2 separate regions of the Homo sapiens genome follow, and region 2 is linked to region 1. Evidence: chromatin contacts called from ENCODE Hi-C or POLR2A ChIA-PET data. All regions are on one chromosome and are shown on one strand. Each heading gives the region's core, a stretch centred on a gene start or an enhancer-like site at or near the end of the contact. The rest is flanking DNA. Distances are from core to core; before and after follow the strand shown. Region 1 has its middle 28 kb from the start of SLC12A7. Region 2 overlaps CLPTM1L (CLPTM1 like).

The links. A loop is a pair of places that touch in the nucleus more often than their neighbours do. ChIA-PET counts read pairs that join two places held with the same protein, here RNA polymerase II (POLR2A). Pooled maps may share reads with other maps.
Region 2: a loop to region 1 is called in a map with no recorded cell type, with 2.1 times the contacts of the local background. The contact joins two enhancer-like sites. A Hi-C loop is called at or near these places in 13 of 37 single-sample maps with no recorded cell type and 5 of 50 pooled maps. POLR2A ChIA-PET finds 5 or more read pairs at or near these places in 2 of 52 experiments (PC-9 and activated CD8-positive, alpha-beta memory T cell).

The regions. Positions count from the first base shown.
Region 1 is chr5:1,138,329-1,142,501 of GRCh38, reverse strand. It overlaps a transcript of SLC12A7 not described here. Among named protein-coding and RNA genes, the nearest start is that of SLC12A7, 28 kb to the right of the region's middle. RefSeq lists an enhancer at 1,165-2,008. Within about 2 kb of position 2,046, at least 3 of the 41 ENCODE cell types and tissues checked have a DNase peak (open chromatin) inside an H3K27ac peak, as active enhancers do.
Region 2 is chr5:1,314,147-1,318,319 of GRCh38, reverse strand. It overlaps CLPTM1L (CLPTM1 like), which reads left to right. Exons shown (of 17, transcript NM_030782.5): 17 at 1-568. Among named protein-coding and RNA genes, the nearest start is that of MIR4457, 6.9 kb to the right of the region's middle. RefSeq lists enhancers at 1,575-1,724, 2,015-2,404. Within about 2 kb of position 1,924, at least 17 of the 41 ENCODE cell types and tissues checked have a DNase peak (open chromatin) inside an H3K27ac peak, as active enhancers do.

The DNA of each region.
Region 1 (4,173 bases), core at 797-3,296:
GAGTGGGGAGGGGAAAGGGGAGGGGGAGGGGAGGGGGGAGTGGAGGGCAGAGAGGGGAGGGGACAGCGAAGATGAGAGAGTGAGGAGGGGAGAGGGGAAAGGGGAGAAGGGAGAGGGGAGACAGGAGAGGGTGGAGGGGAGAGGGGAGAGGGAAGAGGGGAGAGGGGAGAGGAGAGAGGGGAGAGGGGAGACGGGAGGGGCGAGGGGGGAGGGGAGAGGGGAGAGAGGGGACAGGAGACGGGGGAGGTTTTCTTCCTCCTGATTATGGGGGCACCAGGGCTTATAGGGCTGGGCTGCCCCTGCCCTGTGGAGCGTCTGGGCTCTGTATGGAGGGGCCCTGTCTGGGGCCCAGAGATGCTGCCAGGGGTGGCCGGGTGAACTGACTGCGGCCCAGTGCAGCTCTGGGGAGGGGAGTGGCCACCCTGACGCCACCTGCCCCGCCTCTAGCACCAGAAGCAAAGGTGGAGGCCAGGAAGCCCCGGGAAGTCCTGCAGGGCTGCAGGGAAGAGGGGTATCTCTAAGCAACAGCCACAGTTGGTGGCTGGGAGCACTTCAGACTCCACATGACCAGGTCTGATCCTGCCAGCAGCACCCATGATAATGGTGACTTGGGCAAAATGAAAGTTCACTTCTCCCTCACTAAGCATTTTGTTCTGAATTTGTTCATCTGTTGATCTGTCCCGGCGAACCCTCTTGTCTCTGCCTGAGTGTCCAGTGGCCTCTCTGCACCAACGGAGTTATTCCTTGTCCACGCTGTCCTATGCAGCAGCCACCGGCCACATGTGGCTATCGGCACTTGAGCTGTAGCTGCTGTGGCTGAGGACCTGGATTCTTCATTTTTTAAAAAAAATTTTAACTTAAATATAAACTTCAGTGACCACACAAGCTTAGTGGCTGCTGTCCCAGTGAGGTCTGGGTGCTGAGGACACAGTGGGGAAGACAGTCCCCAGGGAGCCTCCATCCCAGGAGATACAGAAAACAAGCCAGGGGAGAGCACAGAGAGGGAGGCAGGGACAGCTGTGGTGCCCGTGGCGGCTCTGGTGCCCATGGCGGCTGTGGTGCCCGTGGCAGCAGGGACGGCTGGGACAGCCAAGTTACAGGCTCAGTGACATCTCTCCATTAGGACTGGGAGAGGACTGGGGGTCCTACTGCCTAGCACTTGAGAATGTGATGGTATTGGGAGGGAGCTGTTTGCAGAGGTCATCAAGTGACAGCTCACAGGGGTGCATCCTAATTCAATATAACGGGTGTCCTTATTAAAAGGGGGAATTTGGACACAGAAATAGACACTCACAGAGCAGGGACGATACAGAGACACAGGGAGAAGCTGGGGCCTGCAAGCCAAGAAGAGGCCGGAACCGGTGCCCGCCTACAGCTCAGGGGAGCAGCCCAGCCACACACTGACCTGGGACTTCAGGCCCGAGGCTTCGAGACGTGTCTGTGGTGTGCACAGCCTGGCTGCACTCATTTCCACAGCGGCCCGAGCGTATTGGTATAAACGTCCCGTGTCCACCCTCCCCCTCAGCCTGGCTGCTCTGAACTGGCCCAGGCCCAGCTTGCCCACCTTGGCTGCAGCCCCCAACGGCTCTGCCTCATGCTGAGCCTCCCAAGGGGTTCCCCTCAGAACATTCTCCCATGGCGTGGTCACCTAGAAGCTACTCCGAGCTGTCATGCCGGTGCAGTGACCACATCCCTCCCCAGCCAGTGCTTGTCAATGGCCCTCCTGGGTGAATCTCCCTTCCCTGCACCCCCTCCGCCAGCCACCTGAGCCCTCCCCGGGGCCCTGGGCTCCGCCCTTGCGCCTCTCGTTGCCTGGTGAGCAGAGCTTTCTTGTCCCACTGGAGTAGAGAGCGTGGAGCCAGCGGTGCGAGTTCCTGAGCACGGGGAACTCCGGGATTGCTGGGCATGCTGGCACCGTCCTGAACCCCATCTCCCTGTTTACAGAATGACGCCTCCCTCCAGGGACAGCTGTGGGGAGGGGAAGCCAGCAGGGAGCACCCCCCCTCACCAGCAGGGGGCACCCACTCACCAGCAGGGAGCACCGCCTCGCTGGAGCTGCACCTGTTTCCTCCTCCCCTGCTTACCAGTGTCTTCCAGACCCGGTGGGGGGGAACAGAACCGAGGGAGATGGAGACGCAGGTGTGGCTGTGTGTGCAGATTGGCGGTCAGGATTCACCCGAGGGGCCATGGGGATCACATGCCTCATCGCCTGGGATGTGCTGGCTGGGGCAGGGCCACCTTTCTCAGGAGGGGGATCTGCCTGGGTTCCCATGGGGCCCTGCTCCCTGCATGCAGGTGGGCCGGGGCTGCAGCGGCTGGTACGAGACAGCCAGCCAGCGATGGGAAACAGCGTTTCTGGGGGGCCTTCTGAGGGCAGGACGGCGCCTCTGGGGTGCTGGTTGAGGCCAAGGCGGTGGTGCCTGGTCACCGACCTCGGAGCGTTTGATGCCCTGAGACCTGGGATGCTCTGGGAGACAGAGGTGCAGGCCGGGCGTGTCCTGACACCTTCCAGCATGTCCCGGCCTGGTCCGCATCTGTGACCACAGAGGTCTTCTTGGCACTTCTTGGGATCAGAGCCCTGAGGCCCATGCATCCGGAAACGCCGTTTGGAGATGTGGAAAGTCCCTTTTGACTCACAAAATCTGCCTTTGTCTCAGCAAGTGTCCCAGAACCGTGGGGACGTAGTGGCCCTAGACTGGGAAGTGGGGCTCGGGAACCAGATTCAGAATTACTCACCTTCCCCAAAGACACGGGGCCTGCCGGGAGGAGGGACGTGGGTCACAAAAGTGGGCCGTGGCCACCCCAGGGTCAAGCAAGCTCGCCGTGTGCACTCGGGGAAGGCAGGCTGTGCGGACGCCTACAGAGGAACATGGGGGCCACTCTGCCTCCTGTTTCCCGGCACCCACACCCGCTAGGGCCACTGCCCAAACAGTTCTCGAGGCAACCTCGGTTCCAGGTTCCGGCATGTGGCACCATTGCTGCTGTGTGGACACCACCCCTCAGAGAAGGCCAAGCCGGCAAGGCCCAGGCAGTGTCAACCGCCCCAGCTCCCAGAACCGCATCTGTCAGGCTGAGCCGCCTCTTGGTTTGGGGCCCAGGGCCCTCGTGAGGATGTAGCTGAGCACCAGCTGCATTTGCCTGGAGTGGTTCCTGCCTTCCAGGGGCTGCTCCCCACCAGGGCTGGGCTTGGGTGCAGGCACTGGGGCCGCACGTCCTGGGGAGATGCTGTTACCAGCGAGGGTCCCCCGCCAGGATCCCAGCCGGCTGCCGTGGAGGCCAAGGGCTCACACTTTCCCCCTTCCTCTTGCCTACGGACCATGAGGACTCAGCAGCCACCTGGTGGGCTACGCCCATGGGGATGAGGAGGGAGCCCAGCTGTGGGGACCATCGGAGGCTCCCAAAGTGCACCTGCTGCCGCCCAGAGCCCCCCCCCCACCCCAAGCTTGGGTGAGGGGCGACCCCTGCAGCTGTTTCAAAGTCAAGACTTCAGCTTGCTCTCCTTTCAGAGGCCTGGGTGGTGGGTGCAGGTCCAAGGCTTCTGGCCAGTGCCCTGGAGTCGAGTATCCCCGGCTCACCTCAGGGCACATGTTAGGACCCAGCATGTGTTAAGGACCTGGTAGAAAGCTGTGTGTTGCAGTTGAACAGACACCCTGGGGCTCCCACTGTGCACACAGGGCTGTGTCGGGCAGTGGGGCTTAGCTTCCTGGGCCTCTCTCTGGAGCCCAAGTCCTTCTAAGTTTGGACCTTGATCCTGTTTTGGTTTCAAGGTTTGTAGTAAACTAAACGGTGGCCTCCAAAGAGCTACATCTATGTCCTGATTCCTGGAACCCGAGAATATGACCTTATTTGGAAAAGAATCTTTGCATGTGGGGTAAAGATCTCCAGCTGAAGTCGCCCCAGTTTATGTGAGCGGGCTCTAAGCCCACTGGCAAATCAGAAACAGACGAGGAGAGAGGCACACAGAGGAGGAGGCCCTATGAGGTTGAGAGGTGAAGCCCGCTGGGCCTCTGGGTAGGGTGGGGACTTGTAGAACTTTTCTGTCTAGCTAAAGGATTGTAAACACACCAATGAGCAGCTCTGTGTGTAGCTAAAGGTTTGTAAATGCACCAATCAGCACTCTGTAAAAATGGAGCAATCAGCACTCTGTAAAATGAACCAATCAGTGTTCTGTAA
Region 2 (4,173 bases), core at 675-3,174, 180 kb before region 1:
TATTTTTGGAAGCATTTGGAGGAATTCCTAGACATTGCGTTTTCTGTGTTGCCAAAATCCCTTCGGACATTTCTCAGACATCTCCCAAGTTCCCATCACGTCAGATTTGGAGCTGGTAGCGCTTACGATGCCCCCACGTGTGAACATCTGTCTTGGTCACAGAGCTGGGTGCTGCCGGTCACCTTGAGCTGTGGTGGCTCCCGGCACACGAGTGTCCGGGGTTCGGCCATGTCCTCACGCGGGCAGGGGTGGGAGCCCTCACAGGCAAGGGGGCTGTTGGATTTCCATTTCAGGTGGTTTTCTAAGTGCTCCTTATGTGAATTTCAAACACGTATGGAATTCATTCCGCATGGACTCTGGGATCAAAGGCTCTTTCCTCTTTTGTTTGAGAGTTGGTTGTTTTAAAGCTTAATGTATGTTTCTATTTTAAAATAAATTTTTCTGGCTGTGGCATTTTTCTTGACCTGGTATAATGAAAGTATTTCGGATATTTGAGTTTAACCCTTTTCCAGAAAGTAATACATGATATGGATTTATTTATGCATTAAAAGAGCAAATTTAAAGAGCCCTTTGCAAGCCTTTGAGTCATGAGTGTTCTTAGATACGTAGCATCTTAGTTGTTTAAGACTAAACTATTGTACAGAGCCATGACCCATCAGGTCAAGCTTATCTTGCCCTAGGTTGAGGCAGAGAGAGAGAAATGGAATAGAAAGATGGGTGGAGAACTGCTGGACTCGGTGTGTAGTGAAGTTTAATGTTTGTTGAAGTTAGTTTTTGTGGGGTTTGTTGTTCTCAGCTCACAGCAGCCTCCACCTCCCATGTTCACACAATCTTCTTGCCTCAGCCTCCTGAGTAGCTGCGACTACAAGTGTGCACCACCACATCCAGCTTTTTTGTATTAATATTTTTAGTAGAGATGTGGTTTTGCCATGTTGTCCAGGCTGGTCTCGAACTCCTGATCTCAAGTGATCACCCGCCTTGGCCTTTTGAAGTGCTGGGAGTACAGGCATGAGCCACCACACCTGGCCTCTAAATATATAATCTTTTTTTATTCCTGGTCATTTCCTTGCTCTAAGTCTCCTTTGCCAATAACAGCTTTCATCCTCTTGTGTTTCTGGAACAGGCTCCCCTCTCATGGGCCTGGCTTCCTTGCAGCTGAGGGGCTTTGGGAGCCCTGCTCAGAGCCCCAAGCCTGCAGGCCTGTTCCATGTGTCTCCACGTAAATGGACGAGACACACCATTCCAGGATGCTCATTCAGGCTGAGAACCAAATCCAGATGCTCTCAGTCCATTCGCAGATGACAGTGAAGTTTCTGTACACTCTGCTTTCTTCTGGATCAGATAAATCTTTTATAATTAAGGTGTTGTAAACTTCACTCGATTTGAGAGGAATGCACTGGGGCTTCAAGTTGTCATCTTTCAGTTTTATTCATTAAAATACGAAGATACCAGATGAGTTGGCACAGGAAAACAAATACGAATACACGGCCTGTACTGTGTTACTTAGTCGTGTGTTGTAAGTGGGGTCTGGAAGGGTGGCTGGGAGAGCGGGTGAACTGCCGGTTCCAGATGGGACGCACAGCACCTTAAGGGGCCTGGGGGGGCACACGGGAGGCGGCTCCAGAGGCAGGGCAGATAGTGGGGGCCCGCAGGCAAGTCAGCAGTGGGGGAAAGACAGCAGAAGGCGTGAGGGTCTTCATTGGTGTATGTGAAGGTCACGAGGTCACACGGCCCTGCCCATCACAGGTGCGTCGGTCTGCGGGGAAGTTGAGGCATCAGGGAACAGGAAGTTTTAAACGTTTACAATGGATCTTACCCACACAGGCCGTGCCTTTGCCTGCGGTGTCAGATTACTAGGGCGGGGTGCGGTGGAGGGTGTCCCTTCCACACCTGTGGTTTTATTTGTCTTTGGGGGAGGGGAGCCTTGCTTTATAAAACACAACTGGCTGTGTTCTGTAAGGCTTCACCCAGCACATCCTGTTGGCAGCAGCTAAGCACACAAACGGGAAAGGAGTATCGCCCAACTCCACCGATGAACTCAAAGTGCCTGGCTTTGCCTGGGGGATGCTGGCAAGGTTAGGTGCGGTTCCCAGCGTTTCTTCTGCCTCCTGGGGCACATCCCGCGGTGGGTCAGCGCCTGCGGCCGGCTGCTGCAGAAATAGCGTCATTCGGCCCCTGCATCAGCAGCCAAAGCCGGGCCTAACTGTCAGGAGCTCCGTGGATAGCTTTGCTGCTCTCGCTTTTCAGTTTCAGTATCAAAAATAGTTGCTACAAGAACTGATTTTTGTCATAGCACCTGCTCTTCCATTTGGGCTGGCGTGCTGAGCAAAGGTGGGTGCAGGCGCCTCATCAGCCTGACAGCAGAGTCAGCTTAACCTGAGTTTTCAGGAAGCACCGTGGCAGGCCCCCAAAAGGGGCAGATGTCCACCGTGCACTGCGTCTGCTTCTGCAGTCGGCCCTCCAGTGCCGTTTTCTTTCACCTGCAAAGGGCCTTAATGCGTGAACCAGCTGCTGGTGACTGTTAGTCTTGCTCTGTTTAAACAGTAGCAAGTTGCAGAGTGTTCCTTTGAAGACACCGCAAGTCACGTGTGTCAGTTACTCCTGAGAGGTTTCTGGGGCGCCTGCCTCTCCTTTCTTTAAGATGAGCAGAGGTTTAAAAAAAAATGAGTTTGGGGAATGAGCCTTGAAAGTCCTTCCAGCTTCAGGACCGGCACTTGCTCTGACAGTCTGACTTCTGCCCTGTGGGCCGGCGCTCCTGCAAATGGGCAGTGTTTCAAGAGAGGACTGAGCCTCATGCAGATCCATCTCATGGGAACCCTGAAGCTTCACTGACCAACAGAGGCTCCACCTGGGCGACTTGAAACATGCTTAAAGGGTTTATCTGTCATTCATCCCGATGAGTTTAGTTCTGTTTTCCTCTTGGATTTCATTGATATTTCTGCATACCATCAAAGCCCTGTCTTATGATTGATCATGAGGTGGGACTTAGAAATGCGCTAAGTACCTGTGGATTTTAGACTGTGTCAAAGCCCTCGAAGCTGAAACAGAGGACTGACAAGGTGAGGGCCCGGGGTCCCCCACGGTGGAACTGCAGTGTCCTGATCGCAGCTGGTGGGCTCCGTACCTGGGCAGGATGGGCTCTACTGGAGCAGCCAGTGTCCAGAAGGAGCTTCTGTCTCTACCCCTTGGCACTGGCCACTCATTTTATAGAAGAGATTTTCTTTAGACCAGAGTTTATTAGAAAGCCAAGGAAAATGAGAACACGTCCCCCTGTGAAGTACCTGCCACACATAGCCCTGTTGAAGCCAGTTTGGTGGCTGTTGGGTCTTTGGCAACGAGATCAGTCTGTTGGCCTCGGCCCCGGTAAGCCCCACAGGCCAGGGGTCTGGAGGAAGGATGGGGTGCAGCCTGCGATAGGTGAGGCTACGGAACCCTGACGAAGCAGGGGCTGTGTTCGAGGAGTGATCCATGCGGAGGAGGGAAACCAGGAGGAGGTCTTGGCGTATACCACACTGCTTACCCCTTTCCTGAAGCAGGCACAGGACCCAAGGGGGTGTGGCGCCCTGTGGCCCACCATGCTTTCAGAGCAGCAGCCTCTGCAGAGACACTGGTCCCAGAAAAGCCACCGCCTGAGTGTCCCCCAGCCACGGCCACCATCCCCACAGCTTTCATGCTTCAAGCAGCATATTTGTTCTCTGATGGTTCTGGAGGCCAGGAGTCCAGACCAGACCTCCCTGCGCGGCCACTGGGGTGTGGGCAGGCCCTGCCCTCCAGGGGCTCCAGGTGCTCCGTTCCTCGTGCTCTCCACCTCGAGAGCTGTGCTCCTTGCATTCCCGGGCTTGTGGCCTTCTTCGCCTCACCCTAACCTTTGCCTCCGTGGTCATATCCCTGATTCTCACCCCGACCCTCTGTGGTTACATCAGTCCCAGACGATTACCCAGCATCATCTCCCATCCAAGATCCAAGTGTGATGGTGGCCACCGAGTCCACTCTGGCACGTGGGATCACATCCGCGGTTCTGGGGCTGAACCGGGATGTCTGGGGGGACATGCCCACCTCCCCCTCATCCTGCCATTTCCCTTGTTGAACCTTCAGTGTGATGTCCCAGTGGCTTCTGTCCTGCTGGCTGGACTCAGCTGGTGCACTGAGAGGCAGACACTTTTTTTTTTTTTT